2 separate regions of the Homo sapiens genome follow, and region 1 is linked to region 2. A link is a loop called in an ENCODE intact Hi-C map of the cell type or tissue named here. Cell type or tissue: Calu3. All regions are shown on one strand. Links, peaks and the distances in the headings refer to the core of each region. The heading gives the core; the rest is flanking DNA. Region 1 overlaps PLA2G4F (phospholipase A2 group IVF). Region 2 overlaps PLA2G4D (phospholipase A2 group IVD).

Region 1 (8,327 bases), core at 299-8,298, 70 kb before region 2:
TGTAGTGGCCACATCATGCAAATATAGTCTCACCATTCCTAGGAGCTAAATGGGTGTGTCTAGTAGGGGCATCAGTTCATCGGGGGAGAGGTGTGCACCTGTATGTGGGGCAGGAGGGTGTGCAAGTTCCTGGAGGTGGGTTACTCCAAGGCATGGGCAGTGCAGAGGGAGCCTCGCCTGGGCTCTTGCCTCTTTCCCAGATGCATCCAATGGGTCTTGGCAAGTTTTGTTTCTCACTCTCCCTCTTCTCCATTTCCCCTGACCCGCCAGGGACTCTCCAAATACCTAGAACCTCTCTAGTGTGGGCAGCCCTCAGATTCGTGAAGAGGAGATCCCGTTCTGGCCAGGCCCTCTCCATCTGGCCACGGCCTCTGCAGCATATGCCTCCAGTGCTGAGCTGCCTAGGAGCCTGCAGCAGCACTTGAGACCTTGTTCCTTCTGCCCCCTGTCCCAGGGGCTCCCTCTTGGCTGCACCCCCTGCTCCATGCTCTCTCACACAGACACGCTGTCAGGAACACCTGTGCTGGGAAGCCTTACCTGTCCTGAGTCTGGAAAGAAGACTAGTTCTGGTTTCCAGGTTGGGGAAGGGTGACTGGAGCCCAGCCTGTGTCTTGGCCTGGCCTGGGATCTGCAGCCCTCCAGCTGGCATGAGTTGCGAGGGCTGGGGGAGCCAGTTATTTGGGCTGGCATGGGGTGGGGACACCTCAGTTCTCCTCTGCCTCCTCACCATGGCTGCCTGTCACAGGCCACGGCCCCTCCCCTTGGTTCAGCAGTGAGAGGTTTATCTGGGAGTTTATCTGGCTCCTGCTGTGGCCATTGTCATCAACACTGCTGTGCCTGCCGTCATCAATAACTTGTTAGTAAAACCTTCATAGGGTTCACAGCTCAGAACTGCACAGCGTTCACAACTTAGAATCTGTGGTGTTTCTTCAGTGCCCATTAGAGCCTCAGGCTGTCTCTGGCTCCTAGAAAGTCATTCTACCATCTGTTTTGTTCACTGCTGTATCCTCAGTGCCTAGAGCAGCAGTTGATACATGGTAGGTGCTCAGTAAATATTTGATAAATGAATGGGAACCTACATTCTAAGAAATGGATCGTCACCCACCAACCACAAAAAAGCATGCAATGCTTTCATGATTCCTAACCCATGTGGACTTTTTGAAGAGCTGATATAAACCACAGACCCTCTCCCAAGAAAAAGGCATACACACACACATGAAAAGTTGCTTACAATAAGGTCTCTGCTTCAGCTATGTGATCAGCAGCCCCAGGGTTGCAGAGGCCAGCGTCTGTCCCCGCAGGCCAGCAAGGCTTGTGAAGGAGGCAAACGTGGGCTTGTGCAGAGTGGGCGGGGACCTTCTCACACAGAAGTGTAGGCAATGCCACTTGTGCTCAGATAAGGTTTGGGAGGAGACTGGGACAAGATCAAGGGCAGGGGGCAGGGGGCAGGAGGCTGGGCTAGTGCTGTGGCCCAGATATTGGCCAGAAGTACAGGGAGGATCTCAGCCAGGGATGGGGAGGCTCCAACAAGACTGAATCTGGGAGCCACGCAGAGCAAGAAGCCAGGGGAGGGGCCGAAGGTAACCCAGCCAGTTTAATGTCTGCTCCTCAGGAGAGATCTGAGTCTTTACCTCATTCCCAACCCTTATCTGAGATGGCTGGAAATAAGCTTCAGGGTCCTGAAGGTGACAGAGTTGGAGGGATTTGTCTAGAAGAGCAAGCATGGTTTCCCTTGAAGCTGGGTAGAAACACAGGAGCAGGGACATCATTCATCAACTTGTCAGAGCTCCTCATGAGGCAAGGGAAGAAAAAGGGGGCCACAAGTGTAGGAGATTGGTCAGAGTGGTGGGAGAAGCTATAGGGAAAGGAGCAGGCCTTCTGAAAGGTTGGAAGGCTCTGCATAGCTTTGGAGGAGAATAGCTAAAGACAGCTGTTCTATAACCCTGAGGCAGAGGGCAAGGAGTAGGTACGAGGGAGTGTGGGGGAATTTATCTTAAACAGGCTTGTTTACTTCTGTTGACCAGGAACTGACCTTTGATCATCTACGCCCATGACCTTCCCTGAAAGGGGAACAATAAATGTTAATTACCTCCAGTGTTTGCTCCAGGCTTTTGGCATTGTGCCTGCACTGAATAAAAGCAAGCAGCTCCAGCTTCTCAGGGCTGCACTTTGGCCACTTGAGCTGGGCAGTCCCCTAGCTGCTCTTACACTGCATACCTGTGTCTGAGTACACATTTCATCCACTGCTCAGCCAGGGTCGCTCCTCAGTGAGGAGGTATCTGAGTCCTTACCTCATTTCCAACTCTTGTCTGAGATGGCTGGAAATAAGCTTCAAGGTCCTGAAGGTGACAGAGTTGGAGGGATTTGTCCAGAAGAACAAGCATGGTTTCCCTTGAAGCTGGGTAGAAACACAGGAGCAGGGGCATCATTCATCAGCTTGTCAGAGCCCCTCATGAGAGAAAAAGGGGGCCACAAGCCTGTCACATAGGGCTGCACAGGTTGTGCACTGCACAACTTCAGGGGATCCTGTTCACATGAACTGATGGTGTGAATTTGTCTCTTGGAGTTGTGTGACCTAGCAGCCCTGGGAGCACAGCCTCAACTGAGTATGAGGACAGAGGCTGGTTCAAATATCAGGCCCCCTGGTTCCTTCGATGCAGCTCGGCATTCACAAGAATCTCCTGCAGAAAATCGAAGAGCAAGTATCCTTTCCATTCCTTGGATGGTGCAGCACTGGGAGAAGGGCCTCAGGTACTGGCAGGTGGCTGGTGGGCATGGGTAACCCCCGCCTTCTCTGAGCCCAGGCCATGCAGCTAACATTGCTCAGTTGGTGGTGGTAATCAGCTGAGGCTTTAAATGAAATTTCCTTCATTTCAGATGAAACCATTCTTGCAGAGGAGAAAAGCAGGGCACACTGCATACCCTGCAGGAATCTATCTTTCCCTAGCACCTCTGTCCTGTAAAACTCCACAGGGACACCCAACAAACGGGGCAAGGAGTCCTGGAATTTTCTCCATGAAGGACAGGGGTCTGTAGGGGGCTGTCCTGGGAGTCAGGGAGGCTGTTAACCACTAGAGGTCAGGGCTGGGGACTGATTTTTTTTTCCTATTAGGAAAGCTGAGGCACAGGAAATATTAAGCGGTGAATGACTCACTATGTTAAAAAGCCAGTTACTTTAGTAAGATTTAGGTCTTGGTTTTGAAAAAGATGTACAGTTGCTTTTCGACTTACAATGAGGTTACATCTCAACCCATTGGAAAGTCAAAAAACTGTAAGTCAAACCATTCAGTTGGGGACCATCTGGATAAATATGTAATAAAGGCCACTGTTTTAAAAGTCTACCAACACTAGGTGGCGAGCTTTGGCAAAGTAAGTGGTAAAAGGAGGCGAAGTTGGAGAAAGAGGAAAAGACAAAGGGGAGGAAAATATGAGTAAGGAAGAGAAGGGATGGGGAGCTACCCAGAAGGGGGGCCACCCGGGTGGGGAGAGGCAGGCAGGTGCTCTTGAGAGAGGCTCTGGCTGATTTGCTGGCATTCACAAGTCCTCGTGGCTCTTTATCCTTTGACCCCAGAGTGATGGATCTCACCTGGGTTGCACCTTGAATTCACCTGGGGAGCTTTAAATGCCTGATGCCTGCCCTGGCTCTGCTTGGTCTACTGCGGGGCATCTTTGTCATCCCACCACCCCCACTGGGCTCCTCTGGACCATGGTGGCTGAGGCTTCCACAGGAGGGTCCAGGTGGCCCTTGCTTGTGCATCGTCTAGTTCGGGTTGGTACCGTTGAAGCCCCTTCTTGCTTTTCCTTCCTCCCTCTGGCCTCAGCGCTTCTGCTGTCCTTGTCCTCCTGTCCTCTCTTCGGGTCCCTGAACACTGCCAGAATTTCCTGGAGGCACCTTAAGTCCTCTAAGGGCCTATAGATTTTCAGTTCCATCTTGGGTACCAGGAAACACTGTGCCATGCCCCAGGTCTCCTTTCACTCCCCACCCCAACCTCTCCATTTATTTTACCATCGCTGGGTTTCAAAGCAAGTCCTGGGGCTTGAGACACACTTGTTTTCTGTTTGCCATGCTTCGTCTTTCTCCCCCGCCTTCCTGCTTTCTGGTTTGATTTTTTTCTTTTCCCCTCTGCTGGTTTGAATGTTATGCATCCTATTTCCACCATTCTGGTGGTTCCTCTTGTCAATTTCATTGACGTATCATTTATATGCAATAGCACACATTCTAAGTGTACAGTAAGTGTACAAGAGAGTAAGTGCACAGTTCAATGAATTCTGATTTATATACATGTGTAACTACCACCACAGTCACGATATGGAACATTTCCATCACCCAAAATGTTATCTTGCGTTCCGTCCCAGTCAGTTTCCCCACTCCTGGCCCCAGGTGACTACTGATCGGCTTTCTCCCACAATGGATTTGTCTTTTCCAGAGTTTCATACAAATGGAATGGTATAGTCGAAAAATTATTACCTTGAACCACTTAAAATTTTTTTGACTTACAATTCGTTGACTTTTTGACTCATTGTGTCCAGCTTCTCTCACTCAACACGTTTTGCGTTTGCGAGTCATCCCTGTTGCTGTGTCTGTAGTTCTTTCCTTAGTATAACTCACTAGGATGTATGTAGATATCCCACAATGTTTATCCATTCCCCTGCTGATGGAAATTTGGTTTATTTCCAAATTTAGCTTCATTAAAAGTCTTCTTACGGCCAGGTGCGGTGGCTCACGCCTGTAATCCCAGCACTTTGGGAGGCCGAGGCGGGTGGATCACGAGGTCAGGAGATCGAGACCACCCTGGCTAACACACTGAAACCCCGTCTCTACTAAAAATACAAAAAATTAGCCAGGCGTGGTCGTGGGCGCCTGTAGTCCCAGCTACTCAGGAGGCTGAGCCAGGAGAATGGCGTGAACCATGGAGACAGATCTTGCGGTGAGCTGAGATCGCGCCACTGCACTCCAGCCTGGGTGACAGAGCGAGACTCTGTCTCCGAAAAAAAAAAAGTCTTCTTACTTAAACATTCATTCATTCATGCATTCATTCAGAGACAGTCTCACTCTGTCGCCCAGGCTGGAATGCAGTGGCATGATCTTTCCTCACTGCAACCTCTGCCTCCCGCATTCAAGCGATTCTTCTGCCTCAGCCTCCCGAGTAGCTGGGACTACAGGTGTGTACCACCATGCCTGGCTAATTTTCGTATTTTTAATAGAGACAGGTTTCACCATGTTGGCCAGGCTGGTCTTGAACTCCTGACCTCAAGTGATGCACCCACCTCTGCCTCCCAAAGTGCTGGGATTACAGGCATGAGCCACCACACCCAGCCTAAACTTTTATTTTTTTAAAGTCCCATTAAAAAGTCCACCAGTCTCTATTGTCTCTCCCCAAACAAGACAAGCATCCTGGCATGCTTGTAGCTTCCTGTTTCCTGCCCTATGTGCCGCTCCCCAACCACCCAAACATTCTACTAATCACCTGGAATCTTATTTCCAGTGTATTAAAAACTGCAAAATAGAAATTTTTATTTCCACTTTACAATATAGTTTCTTGATTTAGTTGCTTGTCATTGCTTCTTGTAACTCCTTTCTTTCTTTTGCGTTTGCTTTTCTTTTTAGTGGAGTGCAAAATTGAATATTTAATGAAGGGTGTGTGGATGGTAAATATTCTGACTGCTTATATGTCTAGAATTCTCTTTTCTTGCCCTGACTTATGAGTAATAGCCTGGAAGAGTATAGAATTCTTGGTTCATGCTTGCATATGCTCAGATGTTAATGCCTTCTTGCATTTGATATTGCTGATATGCAATCTGATGGCAGCTGGAGTCCCCATTGCAGGTCATTTGTCTGTAACTTTTAGGACTTTGTCTTTTATTTTATTTATTTATTGTTTTCTGAAATGAGGTCTCACTCTGTCACCCAGGCTGGAGTACAGTGGCAGATGATGGCTCACTGCAGCCTCAACCTCCTAAGCTCAAGCGATCCTCCCACCTCAGCCTCCCAAGAAGCTGGGCCCACAGGCATGTGCCACCATTCCTGGCTATTTTTATTTTTATTTTTAATTTTGTAGAGACGGGGTCTCCCTATGTTGCTCAGGCTGGTGTCCAACTCCTGGGCTCAAACAATCCTCTGACCTCGGCCTTACAAAGTGATAGGATTACAGGTGTGAGTCACCATACCCGGCCTGTCTTTGATTTTTAAAGTTTAACTTTGGCCAGGCTCTATGGCTCGCATCTGTAATCCCAACACTTTGGGAAGCCAGGCAGGAGGATCACTTGAAGCCAGGAGTTAAAGACAAACCTGGTCAACAAAGCAAGACTTCATCTCTATAAAAAATTAGCTAAGCATGATGGTGCACACCTTAGTTCCAGCTATTTGGGAGGCTGAGGCAAGAGAACTGCTTGAGCCCAGAAGGAGTTCGAGGCTGCAGTGAGCCACGATTGCATCACTGCACTCCAGCCTGGGTGACAGAGCAAAACTCTGTCTCAAAAAAAAATAATAAAATCAAAAAGTTTAATTTTGATTTTTCTAAAGTGTAAAGGTAAAAAATTATCAGTGAGCTCTTTCAACTTCTGGATGTATGTCTTTTTGAAGCTCTAAGAAATTACCTGTCAATTTTATCACAACTGCTGTTCATCCTCCCTTTCTGGAATTCATATTAACTGGATGTAGGAATATCTGAATCAACGCTGTGTATCCCTAAACTTTCCTCTTATGCATTCTATCTTTTCATTGTGCTGTATTCCGGGGGATTTTCTTAGCATGATTTTCCAGATCATGAACACAATCTTCTGTGTCCAGTCCGCTCCTGGATTCATCTTTTGGGGTTTCTGTTTAACTTGACTATCACATTTTTCATTTTAAGTTCTCTAAGCGGATCTTTTCCAAAACTACGTGTTTTCATTTCCTGAATAGGCTTCACTCCTTTCACTGTGATGATGTTAGCGTATGTATTTTAACACGTTTTTCTGATTGTTCTGTGACTGGATTCCTTGGGGGTAGGTTCTTTGTTGCCTCTCTTTCATGGATGCTGCCTTCTTTATGTATTTGGTGACTGTTGGTTGTAACCTCATCTCTGAGAGAGTTCCTTGCATGCCCTGGGCTGTGATGGCTCCTGGCTGCGTGTCCTTGGCCATGCCGTGGTAATGATGGCTGGCCTGCAGGTGGCAGTGTGGGACTTGGGGCTGGGGAGGCTGAAGCTATGCTGCTGGGGGACTCACACAGCCTTGAAGGGATGCTGCAGCCCCTGGGTAACAGTAGCAGCCTTGGCATGGAGGGCCGGGTAGCGTGCCAGTGTGTTCCATTGGGCTGCCCGTTTACCTCCTTCATTCAGGGCTGCCTCTGCGTTTCTGACTCATGAAGAGTTCTCTTTCTTGCTTTGAATCATGGGTTATTAATTTATTAACCTATGTTTTTATCTTTTCTATTATTAATATGACGGGCTTGGTATAGGGGGTCCTCCAAACCTCATATTGAAATTTAATCCCCAGTGTTGAAGATGGGTCCTAATGGGAAGTGTTCGGTTATGGGACCAGATCCCTCAAGAATAGGTTATTGCCCTCTTTCTTGGGGGCTGGGTGAGTTCCCACTCTATTAGTTCCTCCAAGAGCTGGTTGTTAAAAAGAGCCTGGCACCTCCCCCATCTCTTGCTTTCTCTCTCACTCTGTGATCTCTGCACACAAAGGCTCCCCTTGCCCTCTGCCACGAGTGGAAGCCGTCTGAGGCCCTCACCAGAAGCAGACGCAGATGCTGGCACCATGCTCTTTGAACAGCCTGCCTTGAAGAGCCATGAGCCAAATGAACCTGTTTTCTTTATAAATTACCCAACTTCAGGTATCCTTTCATAGCAACACAAACTAACTAAGATGGGGATGAGTAAAATGTTACAAAGGAAAAGTTGTGTTTCAAGATGAAAGACAGAGAACAGGCTAAGATCACCCTCAACATTTTAAAAAAATTATTTTCAATTACACAGTAAATTTTCTGAATTTGTCTTTTTAAGAAATGATTTAAGTTAAATTAACTATTCTACATCTGAAACAATGAAGAAATTTTAGGCATGAATTGTTTTATACATTTTATTCTATTAATATTTGAGTTTTTTGATTACTCATGTATTTTTTTTCTTTTTTTGAGACGGAGTCTCACTCTGTTACCCAGGCTGGAGTGCAGTGGTGCGATCTCCGCTCACTGCAAGCTCTGCCCCCCTGGGTTCAAGTGATTTCTCCTGCCTCAGTCTCCCAAGTAGCCAGGATTACACGCACATGCCACCACACCCTGCTAATTTTTGTATTTTTAGTAGAGACGGGGTTTCACCATGTTGGCCAGGCTGGTCTTG
Region 2 (8,324 bases), core at 1-8,000:
TCCTTTAGAATGCTTGCGGTGTGCGGTGTCTGAGGGGAAGAAGTAAGGGGAAGAAGGGACCAATTTCTGTTTCTCTGGCTTCAGAGAAGGAGCCCCTGACCACCTCGGGGACCTCCTCGCGGCTGGAGGCCTCGTGGCTGCAGCCAGGCACGGCGCTGGCCCAGGCATTTAAAGGCTTCCTGACAGGCAGGCCCCTCCACCAGCGCAGCCCCAACTTCCTCCAGGGCCTCCAGCTGCACCAGGACTACTGTAGCCACAAAGACTTCTCCACCTGGGCAGGTCAGGGCCGTGGCCAGGGGTCCCTAGGTCACAAGGTTGGGCCTCTGGGTGGTGTGGCAGGGACTGGCTGAGGCCTAGGAGGTCAGCATCCACTTCTGGGGTGTGGCCTGGAGACGATCCCCTTGGAAGGTCCTGGGGAAGGGCTGGGTGGCATTTAAGGAGTGACCCAGAGGAGAGAAGGGGACATGGATGACCTGTGGCAGGGTGGTGGCCTCTGACCATCCTGCGATTCCCACCAGACTACCAGCTTGACTCCATGCCCAGCCAGCTGACCCCCAAGGAGCCCCGGCTCTGCCTGGTGGACGCCGCCTACTTCATCAACACCAGCTCTCCCTCCATGTTCCGGCCAGGCCGCAGGCTGGACCTCATCCTCTCCTTCGACTACTCCCTATCTGCGCCCTTCGAGGTACCCTGGTCACCCCAGGGGAACCCCTCTGCCCAGCCAGGCCAAGCTCCAGAGGCGAGCAGCAGGGCCACTGAGCCCCTGCCCCACACCGCCGGGGTCCCGAAGGGAAGGAGAGGTGTCAGGCCTTGATCTGCTGGCTCCTGCCAGGGTCCTTAGGTGGGAAGGCTGGGGTGGTGCAGGGGCCTTGGGCTCCCAGGACAGGTGAACAGGGAGGGACCTCCCCACACCTACTCCAAAGAACAGCTGGACGGAGCTGAGAGGAGACCCTAGCATCTCCATGTCCATCCCCCAGACCTCCCCTGAGACGCTGTGCCAATGTGGGTCTCCTCTCGGCTCTGGGATTTGAACAGTCCAGCAATAGCAATCCAGAATTGGGGTTTTGGGGGGCTGGGGGATGGGTCTGACCCCACCTAGAGCTTTTAACCAAACAACATTGCAGACCACCAGAGTCCTTGGACTCCCCCTGGGTCTCCCTCCGAGTCACTCTGCAGCTTGGCCCGACCACAAACAGGACAGAGCCAGGCTGTTGTCTTGACACTGAAGCAGCTGGTGTGGGCTGGAACTGGCCCAGCATTGACCTGGGCCGGGCTGGTTCTCTCCGGGCCACCTTCTCCCCACCAGGCACTGCAGCAGACGGAGCTGTACTGCCGGGCCCGGGGGCTGCCCTTCCCCCGGGTGGAACCCAGCCCTCAGGACCAGCACCAGCCAAGGGAATGCCACCTCTTCTCAGACCCCGCCTGCCCCGAGGCCCCGATCCTGCTGCACTTCCCGCTGGTCAATGCCTCCTTCAAGGACCACTCAGCCCCCGGTGAGGCAGCCCCTCCCAAGCACCCAGGCTGCCTGGCCCCTCAGAGGCCTGCCCTGGGCCCCCCGGCTGCCCAGCAGAGGGAAGGGAAATGAGTCTGCCAGGAGAAGGCTTCAGGCTAGGCCCATCCAGGCCCACTCAGGCCTTGGAGCCCACCCTGGCCTCCTTGCTGATGCCCACATCCCTGCAGGCCCTCTGTTTGCAGGGTCGCTATGCAGGGGTCCCCTTTGTCATGATGCCGGGCTCCTGCAGCCTTCCACTTGCCCTAGTACCCCCAGCTGCCCAGGGCTCCTCTGCTCTCCTGCTCTGTGGGGGACTCACTTGGCCTCTCCACCATCCTTCCCCAGCCCAGGCTGGGCCCCTTCTCAGGGAGCTGGGCCTCTCCTCAGGGGCTCCCGAAATTTAAACCCCCATCACATTCCTTCCTATCTTCTCTTCTCACCAACTGGTCAGAATTTTATTTCCTTCTGGTGGGAAAAACTCATTGCTGCCTTTGTGCGATATTCCCAGCTTTCCAGTTCCTACCATCATTCTAGATCTCCCAGCTTTCCTCTGAACATGCTCAGCCCACATCTGAGAATTCTAAAGAACCTTCATCTCTCAGCAAGTTCTCGCTGCCCCCTTGCTTCCACCGTGAGTTCTAAGAATCCATTCGCAAACCCAGTTGACTTCCCCCTTCTGGCTGTTTCCACCTTGCCTCGAAGCGATGTAGAGACATGTGGGGCTGCCTGAATAGCCTAAGGGGTGTCACGCCACAAGGCAATGAAATATGAAATTGTATTTTCTACCACCAAATAGTACCCATCCAAAGAGCACCCTGCCACCCACATTTACATTCCTGGGCAAAGGACACAGAGAGCTGGGAGGAAAGCAGGGGCCCCTCCAGCGGGGGCAGCCCTCCCTGTGCGCCGCTGCCAGGCTGTAGAAGCCCCGGCGTCCTGCTCCTGACACCCCTCCTACCCCTGGGCAGGTGTCCAGCGCAGCCCCGCAGAGCTCCAGGGTGGCCAAGTGGATCTCACCGGGGCCACCTGCCCCTACACCCTGTCCAACATGACCTACAAGGAGGAAGACTTCGAGCGCCTGCTGCGGCTCAGTGACTACAACGTGCAGACCAGCCAGGGTGCCATCCTGCAGGCCCTGAGGACCGCGCTGAAGCACCGGACTCTAGAGGCGAGGCCTCCAAGGGCACAGACCTGAGGTTGCTCAGAGGCTGCAGGACCCTCCAGGGCCTGCGGGCATAACCTGATCTGTAGCTGGGCTCAGCCACAGGCCTTCCTGGTTGGAGTTCTGGGCTCTCCCAGGCCTGGGTGGCCTCTGTAGCTGGTCTCACTGCCCAGAGGGAACTGCACACACAGACTTCTCTCTTACGTTCATGGCTGGCTTGAGATGAGTTGAAAATAACTTCGCCAGGCCAGTGTGTAGAACAGCTGGTCCAACCAGACAGACTTTCACACCACAATTACTTCCATGCCTGAGCAGGATAGATTTGAAGTGCAAGCCGGAGGCAGCAGATCAGGAGTAGGGACAGGAAGGACAGGGGATGCCTGACCTGACAGGTGGCTTCAGGCCTCGGGAATCACAAGACATCCTGAACACATTGCCTCCTCATCTTCTTCCTGCTCCTCCACCTCCTCCTCTCCTTGTCCTTCTCCTCTTTGTCCTCCTGCTTTCCGTATCCAAGTCTTGTACTTGTTTAAATTTATTCCTAAATATTTTATTCTTTTTGATAAGTGGAGTTACTTTCTTAATTTCATTTAGATTATTCATTGCTATTTTATAGAAATACAATGGATTTTTAAATGTTGATCTTGTATTCCGCAATCTTGCTGAAGTTGTTTACCGGCTCTAATACTTTTGCGGATTTCTTAGAATTTTCTGTAGACAGATCATGCCATCTCCAAATAGAGATGGTTTTACTTCTTCCTGTCTGATCTGAATGCCTTTTATTTATTTTTCCCAATTGCCCTGAGCAGTACAATGATGAACACACGTTTCAAGAGCAGACATCTTGTCTTGTTCCTGACTCTGACAAGAAAGCATAAGTCTCTCACCATTTAGTGTGATTTTAGCTGTGGGTTTTTCTTGGACATCCTTATCAGGTTGAGAAAGTTCTCTTTTATTTCTAGTTTATTGAGTGTTTTATGATGAAACGGTGTTAGGTTTTGTCAAGTGATTTTTCTGTGTCTATGGGCATGATCATGTGGTTTTGTCGTGTATTTTATTAATGTACTCTATTGCATTAATTGGTTTTTGGATATTAAACCAACTTTGCATTCCTGGGGCAGTTTCCATTTGATTATGGTATATAAACCTTTTTGTTTATTGCTGGCACATTTCTTTTTCTTTTTCTTTCTTTTTTTTTTTTTTTGAGACAGAATCTCATCACACTCTGTCACCCAGGCCAAGTTCAATGGTGCAATCTGGCTCACTGCATCCTCAACTTCCTGGGCTCAAGTGATCCTTCCACTTCAGCCTCCCAAGTAGCTGGGACTACAGGCATGTAACACCATACTTGGCTAAATTAAAAAAATGGTTTTTTGTAGAGATGAGGTCTCACCATGTTGCCCAGGCTGGTCTTGAACTCCTGAACTCAAGCAATCCTCCTGCCTCAGCCTCCCAAAGTGCTGGGATTACTGGTGTGAGCCACCACGGCCAGCTGCTAGCACATTTCTTACCTCCCTCATGCAAGGGTGCGTGTACACATACACACACACACACACCTGGCCCCAGGTGGGGGTTGTAGTGAGAGCTTCGGGACAGACCTTGGCTCAGGGACTGCCCTCATCTGATGTCCTCTCTCAGCTTCCTTCCCTGTGCCTCTTCTGCATTTGGCTTTATTTTGATTCTTCACTTTTTCCCTTTATCATGGACTCTTATTTTTTTAACAGTGATATGGGAATTGACTAGCTGTTGTGTTTTATTTTATGCTGGGCATTTTACATTATTCCCCTTAATTCTCACATTTGCCTAATGTGTTAGGTAGAATTACCGTCTCCTTGTTATCAGTGATGAAACTCAGGGTTGGGAAAGGAACAGAACAAAGCATCCTGTGACTCGTCTGCAGGTCCCTGGTGTCCGCCTGATGCACACAAACTTCACAGAGCACCTGTGTCAGGCAGGGTCACCGCGCCCCCGTGACGCAGCAGGACAGAATCAAGGCCACTCCATAAATATGCCTGAGCATGGACAAAAAATGAGGGCACTGTGAAACCATAAAAATGGCCAAACAGTGCCCTCTCCTGTTTCACGTGAGAGACTGCGGTTTCTCTACCAGGCTTTTCGTCCCTCCCGTTCTTCCACCTCCTGGATAAAAATTGTGAAGATCCTCAATTATAGACTCGCCCCACTCCCTGACAGCACCCAATCCACAGCAACACTTTGCTTCCTTGAACATTTCGTAATGTCACCCTACAAACGCCCAAATCCTTCAATAAGCACCCCCCCACCACACACACACACACACACACACACACACACACTTACTGAGACTGCACTGCCTCCTAGTATACAGTCTTCTTAGTGCAATGGGTACCAGTTAACTCAAATTTGTTTGGCTACTGGGCTGTTCCTGCTGGCCTCTGGCTGGTAGGCGTCCACAGGGATTAAGTAACTTGCTAACCTCAAAGGTGGCAAATCCAGGACTGGAGCTTCTGACAGCCACACCTCTCTGTGTCTTTGGGCACTGACTTTGTAACGTGCCCTATTCGTAGTTTAGAATTAACCTCACCAAAGAGAGGTCCAGTCTCTGCCCGTGGCTAGTGGGAGGTGACCTCTGGGTCCTGGAATGTCCTGTCTGACAGGAGTGTCTTTGTTTGCTGGGGGGCTTTGGAGACTAAAGGTCGGTCACACAGGCAGCATCTGATCAAGCCTCAGTAAAGTCTCTGGGCACCAAAGTCTCAGGTAGACTTTCCTGGTGGACAACACCCTGTGCGTATCCTCACACATTGCGGCCCAGAGGAGGCAATGCTGTCCAGAACCCCAAAGAGAGAGGACACCTCCCTGGAAGCTTGCAACTGGACCCCTCCCAGATTCTGCCCTAAGCCTCTCTTCCTTTGGCTGGTTTTAATTTGTATCTTTTCATGATCATAAAACTGTAATCATAAGGTTAGTGCTTTCCTGAGTTCTGTGAGTCACCCTAGAAAATTACTGAAGCTGAGGGTGGTTGTAAGCACCCCCAAATTTGCAGCCAGCTGGTCTGAAGTGAAGGTGGCCCTGGGGACTCTGAACTTGCGGCTGGTGGCTGAAGTTGGGGCAGTCTTGTGGGGACTGTTCCCTCGGACTGGACAGTTTGGTGACCTCTGCTGCAGAGGTCAGGCGTCCCAGAAGATGTGGTGGTCTGGAGGACTGTGCTCCCAACCTCAGGGTTTGGCCAACTGCCGGCACGGATGCTCTGGAGAGTGAGCCGGCATGGTAGAAAAAAAAAAAGACCCTTTCCATTTGGCGAACTTTCAATAAAGCCAGCCAGACAGCCAAGGAGAGTGGGCTGGGCTGAGGCTCAAAGCCACACCTGGCATGTGAGTGTGGATGTTTATCTGTCTCATATACCCGCCCCCCACTAGCTGCTGTCACCCCAGCCCCTGACTACCCAAACACCCGGAGGCCCTCTCAGCCCCACCCTGACCCGGGTGAGGACCGTGACTCCAGCAGCTGTCAGGCCCCCACACAAAGGCATCTATGTAAATCACACAGTGCTCTTCCTGCAGCCTGTGGGCCCTTCCTGGGGCCAGCTCAGAGACAGGAAGACAGCAGGCTGTCTGTCACCAGTCCCAGGACAAGGCTGGCGCTCTGCCCTCTGCTCACCACAGGCTGTGGCCGGGGGAAAGGCGAGCAAGATGAACTGAGAGATGCTCCCTTTTCCTCATCAAGTTGGATTTATCTCCACTATGCAAGAATGCTTTTATATTAGAAAATTTACAATTTTTAAAAACAATGTATAAACAAATGAGAACAACAATATAAAAGTAATTGCTTGATAAAATTCAACACAAACTCGGAAGTTATGAACAGCTCTTAATAAATTAGGGCATCTGCATAACCTGATGTAGGGTAACTGTACTGGTTCATTTTATGTGTCAAATTGGCTGCGCTACAGTGCCCAGAGATTTGGTTTAAAAGTATTCTAGGTGTTTCTGTGAAGGGAGGTGAGCGTTTAAATTGCTGGATTTGGGGCTGAATGCAGTGGCTCAAACCAGTAATCTCGGCACTTTGGGAGGCTGAGGGGAGAGGATCGCGTGAAGCCAGGAGTTCAAGACCAGAGTAGGCAATAAAGTGAGACCCTGTCTCTATAACAATAATAATAATTATAAATAAATTAGTGGATTTTGAGTAAAGTAGATTATCTTCCACCATGTGGGTTGGCCTCAACCAATCAGTTGAAGACCTTAATAGAACAAAAACGGACCTCCCCGCAGCAAGAAGGAATTCTGTTGGCAGAGTGCCATTGGACCCCAACTACAACTCCTCCCTCAGTCTCCAGCATGTCAACCTGCCCCATCAGACTCTGGACTCACCAAGCCTCCACCACGTTGAGCTAATTCCTTACAATACATGTCTTGGCTGGGTGCAGTGGCTCACGCCTATAATCCCAGTGCTTTGAGAGGCCAAGGTGGGTGGGTCACCTGAGGTCAGGAGTACAAGACCAGCCTGGCCAACATGGTGAAACCCTGTCTTTACTAAAAATACAAAAATTAGCCGGGCATGGTGGTGTGTGCCTGTAATCCCAGCTTGGGAGGCTGAGGCAGAAGAATTGCTTGAACCCGGGAGGTGGAGGTTGCAGTGAGCCGAGATTGCGCCATTGCACTCTAGCCTGGGTGACAACAGCAAAACTCCATTTCAAAAAACAAAAACAAAAACAAAATGTCTCTCTCTCGCTTCACTCACACACACACACACACACACACACACACACACACACTCTCTCTCTCTCTCTCTCTCTCTTTCTCGGTTCTGTTTCTCTGCAGAGCATTGACAAATACAGTATATATTTGATGAAAAAACAAAACCTGTCATCCTGAATAGTGAAGTGAAATCCTAGATTCATTTCCTTACAGCTAAGGAACAAGATCAGGATGCCCACTATCTCTGTTTCTTGACAATGGTTTTCTGGAGCTCAATCAGTTTCTGTGAGTCAGGAATTGAGGCATGACTTAACTGGCCATCTGCAATCAAGGTGTTGGCCAGGACTGACCTCGCCCCGAGGCTCAGCTGCGGAGGCATCTGTCTCCAGGCTCATGCATGTGGCTGCTGGCAGGGGTCAGCTCCTCGTGGGCCATGTGTCCCTAGGCCACCCTCCGTTCCTTGCCACATGGGCCTATCCACGGGGTGGTCACAATATGGCAGCTGGCTTCATTGATGTGAGCAAGCAAGAAGAACTCTGAGAGGAGGAAACAAAGGCCAAAATTCCGTAAGAGAGCAGGTTCAGGGGCTTAAGGAAGATGGAGATCCACAGAAGACTCTGAAGGCTGTGGCCTGAAAGGCCGGTGGTGGCGAGCATGATGAGGCGCTCTGGAGAGGCTCCCAGTATTGGCAGAGGGTGCGGTTTGAGGAGCTGTTGTCCTGTGTGCTACCTCTGAGAAGCCATGTTGTCAGCAAGAGGAATGAGCTCACAGAGGTGATCCCAGAAGTATGCACTCGACATTATAGTGGAAAGATCTGGAGGACTGGACAAGCTATGATGTTAAAGGGCACAGGAGTGGCAAGGAAGAGGGTGACAGGGCAGCCAGAGCCCACACAATCAGAGGTCAAGGTCAGATGGAATCTCAGGGACCTTTAGCTCTGCCATACTCATCAATGATGAAGACTTGGGCATTTGGGATGTGAAGTCTCTTATCCAAG

Evidence for each region. Hi-C counts contacts between places; a loop is a spot of excess contacts. Peaks named below come from ENCODE experiments on the same cell type or tissue, not always from the same donor. Only the 100,000 strongest peaks of a DNase experiment are listed, where the experiment ranks them.
Region 1: it touches region 2 in a loop (11-fold over the local background); 72 of 110 quality-filtered maps call a loop at or near these places.

What each region holds. Positions count from the first base shown.
Region 1 is chr15:42,132,921-42,141,247 of GRCh38, reverse strand. It overlaps PLA2G4F (phospholipase A2 group IVF), which reads left to right. Exons shown (of 20, transcript NM_213600.4): 20 at 1-2,214. Among named protein-coding and RNA genes, the nearest start is that of PLA2G4F, 20 kb to the left of the region's middle. In Calu3, for the core only: no CTCF peak of the experiment used is centred there; a DNase peak (open chromatin) is centred at 7,157.
Region 2 is chr15:42,063,078-42,071,401 of GRCh38, reverse strand. PLA2G4D (phospholipase A2 group IVD) reads left to right here. Exons shown (of 20, transcript NM_178034.4): 17 at 85-279; 18 at 519-685; 19 at 1,307-1,493; 20 at 2,461-4,393. The coding sequence ends at 2,687. Among named protein-coding and RNA genes, the nearest start is that of PLA2G4D, 27 kb to the left of the region's middle. In Calu3, for the core only: no CTCF peak of the experiment used is centred there; a DNase peak (open chromatin) is centred at 4,711.